Regions from separate parts of the Homo sapiens genome. Here region 2 is linked to region 1. Evidence: read pairs that join two places in POLR2A ChIA-PET (ENCODE). Cell type or tissue: PC-3. All regions are shown on one strand. Links, peaks and the distances in the headings refer to the core of each region. The heading gives the core; the rest is flanking DNA. Region 1 overlaps TBX3-AS1 (TBX3 antisense RNA 1). Region 2 overlaps TBX3 (T-box transcription factor 3).

What was found. Peaks named below come from ENCODE experiments on the same cell type or tissue, not always from the same donor. Only the 100,000 strongest peaks of a DNase experiment are listed, where the experiment ranks them.
Region 2: POLR2A ChIA-PET joins it to region 1 with 8 read pairs; 11 of 35 experiments call an interaction of 5 or more read pairs at or near these places.

What each region holds. Positions count from the first base shown.
Region 1 is chr12:114,727,118-114,732,492 of GRCh38, reverse strand. All of the region lies in intron 1 of TBX3-AS1 (TBX3 antisense RNA 1), which reads right to left. Among named protein-coding and RNA genes, the nearest start is that of TBX3, 46 kb to the right of the region's middle. In PC-3, for the core only: no CTCF peak of the experiment used is centred there; a DNase peak (open chromatin) is centred at 2,602.
Region 2 is chr12:114,672,157-114,677,531 of GRCh38, reverse strand. It overlaps TBX3 (T-box transcription factor 3), which reads left to right. Exons shown (of 7, transcript NM_005996.4): 5 at 1,062-1,219; 6 at 2,697-3,367; 7 at 5,230-5,375. Among named protein-coding and RNA genes, the nearest start is that of TBX3-AS1, 7.4 kb to the left of the region's middle. RefSeq lists enhancers at 1,299-1,800, 4,901-5,375. In PC-3, for the core only: CTCF peaks have their summits at 859 and 1,059; DNase peaks (open chromatin) are centred at 1,331, 2,081, 3,901 and 4,541; H3K4me3 peaks cover 5,000 bases; H3K27ac peaks cover 5,000 bases.

The DNA of each region.
Region 1 (5,375 bases), core at 188-5,187:
GGAAGAAGTCATCATCTCCCCATCCTCCTCTCCCAGAGGCCAGTTCTGTATGCTGCAGAAGAGGTTGATCCTGCCTTAACCTGCACCTCTCCCTAGAACCCAGTCAGGCCCCATCCATGAGGCCTCTGGCTCTGCCCCTCTCTGGTCCAACCAACTAGGAGCCCGTGGCTAGATGCACTTAAGCCTGGAATGAAGCTGCTGTCATCAGACTCGAAGAATCCATTAAACATCAGATCCTGCATCCTGCCTTCTTCCTCCATGGGTTACCAGCAGCAACTCAGTACCAATCCCATTCATTCTGTACCTCTCTCCCCTGGCAGATACTTTCCCCTGTTCATTTCAGTTTAAAATTAAACAAATTTTAAAAGTTGAGATAATGATGGGAGGTAAGGTGAACAGGATAAAAATGTTGGGAAGCCGGGCACGGTGGCTCACGCCTGTAATCCCAGCACTTTGGGAGTCCGAGGTGGGTGGATCACGAGGTCAGGAGTTCAAGACCATCCTGGCTAACACAGTGAGACCCCATCTCTACTAAAAATACAAAAAAGTAGCTGGGTGTGGTGGTGGGCGCCTGTAATCCCAGCTACTCAGGAGGTTGAGGCAGAGAATTGCTTGAACCTGGGAGGCGGAGGTTGCAGTGAACCGAGATCACGCCACTGCACTCCAGCCTAGGTGACAGAGCGAGACTCCATCTCAAAAAAAAAAAAAAAAAGTTGGGAAAAGCCCAGTGATCTGAATCTGGATATAAATCCTGGTTCTGCCACTTAACTTCCTGGGACCTTGGACTTACCATGTAGGCTTTCTGAGCTTAGTCAATATATCTATCTGTAAGAGATGACTGTCGGGGCCAACCCTATGCTCAGCCACATCGGATTCCCTTTCTCTCTGCTTAAAGGGGTGTGTGTTTGGTTTCTCTCTCTCTCTCTTTTTCCTATACCCCATCTCAAAAGAGAGAAGTGTAGCACAGTGCTTTCATGAGAGGGCACTGCAGACAGACTGCCTTGGTTCGAATCTGATTCTGCCACTTACTAGCCAAGCCACTTTGGATGGGTGACTTCTCTCTTTTTCCTCTTCTTTTTTTAAAATTATTATTATTATTATTATTATTATTATTATTATTATTATTATTTTGAGACAGAGTCTCACTCTGCCACCCAGGCTGGAATGCAATGGCATGATCTCGGCTCAATGCAACCTCCACCTCCCGGGTTCAAGCGACTCTCCTGCCTCAGCCTGCTGAGTAGCTGGGACCACAGGCGTGTGCCACCACGCCCAGCTAATTTTTGTATTTTTAGTGGAGACAGGGTTTCACCATGTTGCCCAAGCTGGTCTCAAACTCCTGACCTCAGGTGATCCACCTGCCTCAGCCTCCCAAAGTGCTGGGATTACAGATGTGAGCCACTGTGCCCAGCTCTTGATGACTTTTTGAACCATCAAATTAACTAGCTTTCCTTACTTCTGGAGTTCTAGTTATGAAAAAAACAATCTTTTTTTTTTTTTTGGCTGAAGATGGAGTGCAATAGCACAATCTTGGCTCACTGCAACCTCTGCCTCCCAGCTTCAAGTGATTCTCCCACCTCAGCTTCCCAAGTAGCAGGGATGACAGGCTCATGCCACCACAGCCGGCTAAATTTGCTTTTCTTCTTTGAGACAGGGTCTCACTCTGTTGCCCAGGGTGGAGTGCAGTGGCACAATCTCAGCTCACTGCAACCTCCATCTCCCGGGTTCAATCAATTCTCCTGCCTCAGCCTCCTGAGTAGCTGGGACTATAGGCACGCGCCACCACACCCGGCTAATTTTTGTATTTTTAGTAGAGACGGAGTTTTGCTATGCTGGCCAGGCTGGTCTTGAACTCCTCGCCTCAAGTGATCCACCTGCCTCGGCCTCCCAAAGTGCTGGGATTACAGGTGTGAGCCACTGCTCCTGGCCTAATTTTTGTATTTTTAGTAGAGACGGAGTTTCACTATGTTGGCCAGGCCGGTCTCAAACTCCTGACCTCAACTGATCTACCTGCCTCAGCCTCCCAAAGTGCTGGGATTACAACAAAAAGTCTTTATTATTTAAGGCCAGAGTTGGGATTTTCCCTGCAGAAAAAAAAGGAAAAAGAAAAAAAAATATATATATATATAAAATACACACATGCATATAACTGTGTATACACACACACACACACACACACACACACACACACATATAACCAATAGACCTTTTTTACTGAGTGACCTTGTTTCGGAACCCATGGTGTGGCCTCTTCAATAAGCATCCTCTGGCAGGGTTGGGGAGTGGGGCACTTTTCTCCAGACGTGCTCTTGCTCTCTGTCTCCACTGAATTCTCTGGTCAGATTTTAGGCCTGCATTCTGCTCTAGCAAGTGATGCTGCCTGACTCTAAGGCCAGGTCGAAAAAGACCATTCAGCTTCCACTTGGTTCTCCCAGAACACATGTTCTCTTGTGTTCAATCTCAAGAACGTCTTAGAATTTGGTCACCATGACTTGAAGAATCCCAAGATGCAAGAAGAGGCCATGTGGAGGTCCTCCAATCAACTGTCCCAGCTGAGGCCTGCCTTTGAGTCATCCAGCCTCAGTTCCAGACATATGAGTAAAAGAGGCTTCAGATGGCTCAGGCTCTGAGCTATTCAAAACACGCCCAGTCATTCAAGTCTTCCCACCTGAGGCCCAGACATCACAGAGTAGAAACAAGCTATTCCCACTGTTTCATTCCTAAATGCCTGACCCACAGAATCTGTGAACATAATAAAACAGTTGTTCCTAGGCCACTAAGTTTGGGGTGGTTTGTTACAGAGCAGTAGATACCTGGTACAATGACATGCATCAGTCTGAGCCTCAATTTTCCCATCTGCAAAATGTGGATATGAGGGTCTTCCAGAGGAGATCTGGGAAGTGAGTGTGCCCATATAAACAGCAGATGACCGGAGCCTAAGGCCCACCGGATTCAAGAGATTATAATACAATGTGCCACTCAAATAAAGTGAGGAGCACATACTAGGCACCCCGAGATTCTCAACACCCAAATTCTCTCCTCCCTCCAGCCACTCCCAGAGAAACTCAGACCAGCTCTTCATCCAGATCTTACGTCCAAAAGGAATCCCCACACCACACACCCTGCCACCACCAACTTTCCTTTCCATTCCAATCAGAGAATTAATTTCCAGAAAGCAAGACTGCCAACAGCAGAAATAAATCACAACAGAGCAGGAGATGAACATTATCTAAAGTGAAACAATTTAGCAAAAATCTCTCCCCCTCCCTCACCCCGCTCCAAACCAATAACAATTCAATTATTTGGCCGTCACTATAAATGATGGAGCAGCCACGTGGCATCCCTGGCGTGGGAAGGGGAAAGCTATGGAAAAGGAGATGAAAACCAGCCAGGGGAACACACTGATTAGACAAACAGGAGGCAAAGCAGGGAGGTGCCCAGCCCTGGGATCAGGGAAAGGAAGAACAGCCAGCACCCTCACGTTCACTGGCCTAACACTTTGTTAGACATGATGCTATTACATCCATTACTGTGCTTGACCTTCTGAGAAGGCCTGAGATGTTGGCTGAGATAATGTAATCCATCCCTATTCAAAAGACACAGGAAGTCGTGTTCAGAAAAACATTTTTAAAATTTTATTTGAGACGGAGTCTCACTCTGTCTCCCAGGCCAGAGTGCAGTGGCACAATCTCAGCTCACTGCAACCTCCACCTCCCAGATTCAAGTGATTCTCCTGCCTCAGCCTCCCAAGTAGCTGGGATTACAGGCATGCACCACCATGCCAGGCTAATTTTGTATTTTTAGTACAGGTGGGGTTTCACCATGTTGGCCAGGCTGGTCTCGAACTCATCACCTCAAGTGATCCGTCCACCCCAGCCTCCCAAAGTACTGGGATTTCAGATGTGAGCCACCATGCCTGGTCCAGAAAAACTTTTAGGTGTAATAAAAGGAGCTCTCAACTTGGAGTGGGAAGTTGATGTGTTCATTTAACCCACGACTGTTTTGTCTTTCATTTGGTTTTGGGTTGGAGTTTTGTTTTTTGTTTTTGTTTTTAATTGAGACAGGGTCTTGCTGTGTCATCCAGTCTGGAGGGGCAGTGGTATGATTACAACTCACCTCAGCCTCGACCTCCTGGGCTCCAGTGATCCTCCCACCTCAGCCTCCCGAGTAGCTGGGACTACAGGTGTGCACCACCATGCTCAGCTAATTTTTAAATTTTAAGTAGAGGTGAGGTCTCTCTATGTTGCCCAGGCTAGTCTCAAACTCCTGGGCTCAAGCAATTCTCCCACCTCAGTCTCCAGAAGTGCTGGGATCACAGATATGAGCCACCATGCCCAGTCCCATGACTATTTTGAAAATCCACAAAAATGCCCATGCCTAAATACCCTGACTTGATCATTACATGTTGTATGGATGTATCAAAATATCACATGTGCCCCATAAATATTTGTACACATTTGTACAAATATATACAAATATTATGTATCGATTAAAATGTTTAAATAAAGATAAATACTTTTTAAACACTAATGGAGCTTACATTTTACTATAAAGAGAAATATAATCAAGCACAAGCATCATAAGTAAGGGAATTCCATGGCTTGTTAAAAGGCAAGATGTAGCCGGGCGCAGTGGCCCACGCCTGTAATCCCAGCACTTTGGGAGGCCGAGGCAGGTGGATCACTTGAGGCCAAGAGTTTGAGACCAGCCTGGCCAACATGGTGAAACCCCGCCTCCCCTAAAAATACAAAAATTAGCCAGGCATGGTGGTGCAAGCTTGTAATCCCAGCTACTCAGGAGGCTGAGGCACAAGAATCTCTTGAACCCAGGAGGCAGAGGTTGAAGTGAGCTGAGATCATGCCACTGCACTCCACCTGGGCAGCAGAGTGAGACTCTGCCCCGCCACAAAAAATAAAAATCAACTAAAATAAAAGGCAAGATGCACTATCAAAATAGAATGAACAAGAGCAAGGTAGTTTGGAGGGGGAAGGAGAGGTTTGCAATCTTGGATGGGATGGACAGCAGAGGCCTTAATGAGAAGGATCATGTGAGCAGACTTGAAAAACATGGAGGGGCCAGGTGCAGTGGCTCATGCCTGTAATCCCAGCACTTTGGGAGGACGAGACAGGCAGATCGCCTAAGGTCAGGAGTTCGAGACCAGCCTGGCCAATATGGCAAAACCCTGTCTCTACTAAAAATACAAAAATTAGCCGGGCATGATGGTGGGCACCTATATTCCCAGCTGCTCGGGGGGCTGAGACAGGAGAATCACTTGTACCCGGAAGGCGGAGGCTGCAGTGAGCTGAGATCGCGCCACTGCATTCCAGCCTGGGTGGCAGAGCAAGACTCTGTCTCAAAAAAAAAAAAAAAAAAAA
Region 2 (5,375 bases), core at 187-5,186, 55 kb after region 1:
TTAGGATCCAACTCTGAAGTGTTAGAAGTGAGATGCAGGCACTTATCCTAAGAGCGGGTGGAAATCATTCACTTTCCCCACTGCTACATGCTTGCCGCTATCAGTATACCCAGGACAAGTACTTTTCCTACCTCCTTACCTTTAAGGAAATTAACTAGGCTACACCATACTTATCTCTGGAAGAGAAGCATCAGGGATAATAGATTATACAGGGATGCCTATTAATTCCTAATTAATTTAAGTTCATCCTAGGCAGGTCCCAGAAAGAACCATGCCATTGAGAAAATACTTGGGAATTTTTGCAATCCTGTCTTCCAAATACCATCAGACAGAGCTGGGGACTTCGGAAAGATGTATGGCTCTCTCCCTCCTTCGTGGGGACATGTATCATTTTGCATTACGTAGACAGCTGGAGAGTATATGAAAGAGGGTCTCCCCTCCCCCACCCCCTTTCAAAGAATTTCTAAAATCCAGAAAATCACCCCCAAATTTTTAACCTATCCCCTTGGGGCGGGCATTAAAAAATAATTGCTAACAGCTAAATATATTTTTATTCCAATTAATTTGTTAGTAAAACGATTACAGTAAAGTGCAGCATGAAATAACCACTTCCTCCCAATCTTAGCCACCATCCAAAATTTGGGTATGCTGGGGACAGACAGCGTTGTGTTTGCAGGATTGGACACCCGGTTCTCCCTATATAAGGCTGGCAGTCCAGCTGTCTCTGACTAGATCCAGCCTCTTCTCCTGCTTTTAAATAAAATTTCACAGCCCAAGCAAATGCCTTTTCCTAATGAAACCCCATCTTGAATAAATGCAACTGAAGCCTCCTTCCTTTCTCCCTAACCCTCTGCCACACTCTTCAGCCCAGTTAGAGGGTCAAGGACAAAGCTTGGGTCTATGTGGCTGCCCTGGGGCAAGCAGATTTCAGTGAATTAGCGTTGTCCCTGGGCAGCAGGCAGGGTGTGAGGTATGTGTGTGCCGCTTTGGAAAGGGTAAGGGAAACAAAGAGGGGAAATGTATGTTACATTCTGTAACCTGGGTGTGGGCTTCTGCCACAGAAAACAGCTCACCCTGCAGTCCATGAGGGTGTTTGATGAAAGACACAAAAAGGAGAATGGGACCTCTGATGAGTCCTCCAGTGAACAAGCAGCTTTCAACTGCTTCGCCCAGGCTTCTTCTCCAGCCGCCTCCACTGTAGGGACATCGAACCTCAAAGGTAAACCATGTCACCTTTGTGATCACTGGACTCCAGTCCCTCGTGGCCTGGAAGAGTTGAAGGGGGATGGGGCACCAACCAGGGCACTTGCCCTTTAAAAGCTAGAAGCCTTCTAAACATCCTTAAACAGAAGCCAGAGTTCAAAAAGGGCTATCAGGTGTGTCTCCCCTTCCCCGCTAAGGCAGTAGAAGGAGAGCACAGAGGCCTTTCTCCCAGATCCTTATTTGGCTGGTGGGGAGGGGAGGTGGGTGTCTGTTTGCATACTACCTCTTGGCAAGCAGCTTTGAAAACTTGCTTGAAGCGCTTCTCTCTTTTCTCTCTGTCTCTGTTTCTTTCTCCTCCCATTCTCTCCAACCAACAGAGGCTCCAACTGCTGACTTTTCACTGTCTTTGAACTCTAGGTTACAATGTGTTGGACTGGGTGGGGGGGAAGCAAGGGACTCTGCCACCTGGAACCGAGAAGGTGGCCTAGAAAACATCCAGCTATAAAGCAACAATTGACCTGGGAGAGGAGGTGGAGCACTGGGGATCTGCGGTGGGGGTAGAGCTGGGGGAGGTGGGTGAGGAGTGGACAAGATGGCTCAAATCCCCCCTCAGTTACCTGTGTTTAAAGAGCAAGCAGTATTTATTTGGAAAGACACACACACACACACACACACACACACACACACACACACACTCTCAACGGGAAGAAACCTGTTTTTTAGTGAAATAAAATGCAAGTCCTTTATGTCTTCAATCCATTTAAGCTTTAAACATAAAATAGGATCCCTTTTTCTTTTCTTCTGGTGGAACACCCACAGAGGGTGTGGTAAAAGCGAAAAAAGAATCTATGATCGTCCCCGGGCTGTGAGCCATCTGTCCGACACTCATCTCTCTCTGCAGGGACTGGGGCAAATACAAACGGTTCAACTGAGTACTGGTGTTGAAGGACAGGTGTCCGTTCTGCCATTATCAATTCAGATGTCAGGGTTCTTGCCAAACAAATCCTTCCAGAGTAATTCACAAATTTGTGGAAGGTGCTGCTCTCTGTCATTCACTGATTTTTTGATAGTAATTAGAATATGTTCCAGCTGTGAGTTTTAATGTTACTTTTTACTTTTAAAAAGTTAATTTGCAATCGAATGGGGAGATGCATGTGAAATCTGCCACTGTAGGAACTCAAAAAAAGAAGTAAAATTCATTAAAATAAGAAGAGCTACTGATTAGGGGATTGTCCATCTAAGGGAAAGTTTAAACTCTGGGTAAATACTTTAAATTCATAATCGCTTATTGAATTTTCCAGCAATGTTGTTGGGCACGATTATCCCCATTTTGCAGATGACAACACTGAGGTGCAGAGAGGCTAAGGGGCTTTCCCCGGGATTACACAGCCACTAAGCCACGAGCTGGGATTCCAACTTGGGAACTGGAGTTCCGTTGGCTCATACTGGAGATAACGCCCTTCTGCCTTGGTTTTTTCCTTCGCCTGTGGTAGATTTATGTCCCAGCGAGGGTGAGAGCGACGCCGAGGCCGAGAGCAAAGAGGAGCATGGCCCCGAGGCCTGCGACGCGGCCAAGATCTCCACCACCACGTCGGAGGAGCCCTGCCGTGACAAGGGCAGCCCCGCGGTCAAGGCTCACCTTTTCGCTGCTGAGCGGCCCCGGGACAGCGGGCGGCTGGACAAAGCGTCGCCCGACTCACGCCATAGCCCCGCCACCATCTCGTCCAGCACTCGCGGCCTGGGCGCGGAGGAGCGCAGGAGCCCGGTTCGCGAGGGCACAGCGCCGGCCAAGGTGGAAGAGGCGCGCGCGCTCCCGGGCAAGGAGGCCTTCGCGCCGCTCACGGTGCAGACGGACGCGGCCGCCGCGCACCTGGCCCAGGGCCCCCTGCCTGGCCTCGGCTTCGCCCCGGGCCTGGCGGGCCAACAGTTCTTCAACGGGCACCCGCTCTTCCTGCACCCCAGCCAGTTTGCCATGGGGGGCGCCTTCTCCAGCATGGCGGCCGCTGGCATGGGTCCCCTCCTGGCCACGGTTTCTGGGGCCTCCACCGGTGTCTCGGGCCTGGATTCCACGGCCATGGCCTCTGCCGCTGCGGCGCAGGGACTGTCCGGGGCGTCCGCGGCCACCCTGCCCTTCCACCTCCAGCAGCACGTCCTGGCCTCTCAGGTATGGATCCTTCTTCCTGCCTCCACCAGTCTTTCCACCTTTCGTCCAGTTTCCCTGTCCTTTGCCAGCAGACCCTCACCCGATCCCTTTGGCCTAGTAGCTGTAATAATTTTTACTGAGCCATTACCGGGTTCAAGGCTTAGCTCATGGAGTTATTATGACTTCATTCTCCCCATTCACCCCAAAAATCTTTAAAATTTTTCCGAAGTTAAAGGCTGTTTCCAGCAGAGTAGATAGGTAGTAACAAAGATAACAGCTGGACACAGCACTTACTTTCAGGCATTCTTCTAAGTGCTTGCTCTGTATTGACTCATTTGACCTAACCCTTCAGGGGTACTATTATCACCTCCACTTTACAGATGAAGGCGAAGACGCCCAGAGATGTTGAGTGACTTGTCCAAGGTCACACAGCGGGTACATGGTGGAGCTGAGACTCAACCCCAGGCTATCTGACTCCAGGGCCTCTTTGAGGGTTTCTGATTTTAGCTTCAGAGCTGACATGTCTCTTAAGTGTCTCATAGCCAACCCTTCCCCAGGAATGGGACTCTAGGCCTGGGGAGGGGAAGTGACTACTTCCTGAGTAGGAGTTCAGTCTTGATTCCTCCAGCCTTTCCTCCCAGTTCGAAGCTCTTCTCCCCACCCCCAACCCCAAGCAGGCCAGCCTATTCCTCGAAGGGTTAATGGTTTGTGCACACGTGGGAAATGTCAGAGGACAGGGATAAGCAGGGACTGGGGCAGGCCTGGAGGCCTGTGTGTGGCTCAGACAGCTGTGCTGGGGGGAGGTCTCAGGCGGCTGGAAACACCCTGAACTCGATGAAAAGGTTCTATGAGGTTTTGCATGCTGTTGCCTTTTGTTTTGTCTGAGCACATTCGTCTGGTCTCCCTTCCCTGCGCCAAGAAACCAGATTGGCCTCCCCACTCCAGGGAGGAGGGAGCTGAGGAAAGGCTTGGCTTCTGGCATTTCTCAATTCCTCCCATCTCCTCTGCTGGCTTCTCCGGGAGACCCTGTCCTAGGTGGGCAGGTGGTTGGTACACCAAGGACTACCTGAACAGACAAAACCTTAAGGGCACCTCAAGGCATGATGCAGAGAACTGGCCCAGGCCAGGGTGCCTGCATCTTAAATGCTGCTTCTGCCAATTCCCAGCTTAGTGCACTCCTGAACTCCTGCGGCCTACCTCGGCTTCTCACCTGGAACACCAGTGAATCATGCTGGACGATTTCTTTGTCTCTGTTTATAACAAATGCCCTTTTTCCCTCCCCCAGCCCCAGTTTCCTTTTGCTTAAGATCTTCACTGTCTGTTTTTTTTGTTTTGTTTTGTTTTGTTTGGAGAAACTTCTAGGATTGGGGTGGGAGGATGGGGGTTGGGGAAGAAGAAAGATTTAAAAAATTATTCCTACTAATTTATGTCCTCCGGCTTCCCCTTGGTTACCTCTGTGGGGTAAACTGAATCTGTATCCCCATTTAACAGGTGCAAGGAGATTTCCTGGGGGCTGCACACACTGTGTGCAGCATATTGCAGGCTTTCACTCATTTAATATCTACAAAGTCCTCAATAAGTATATGAATTACTTATGATTTCCCTGTTTTTTCTTCCTATAAGGAAGCTGAGGCACAAGTTAATCAAAGTCTCTTGGCCTAGGGTGACACAGCTAAGATTTGTACCTAGAGATTTCTGAGTGTTGACTTCTCTCCTGCCCCCACCTATCTCCCCCCCCAAAAAAAAAAACACAACAACAACAACAACAGAACATACCAGGGATTCATGGCTTGCCCAATGTTGGAGGGGGAGAAGAGAGGAGAGGGATGAGATAAGCTCCTCCCACCCGGCTGACTCGCTGTGTGTCTCTTTTCTCACCCCAGGGCCTGGCCATGTCCCCTTTCGGAAGCCTGTTCCCTTACCCCTACACGTACATGGCCGCAGCGGCGGCCGCCTCCTCTGCGGCAGCCTCCAGCTCGGTGCACCGCCACCCCTTCCTCAATCTGAACACCATGCGCCCGCGGCTGCG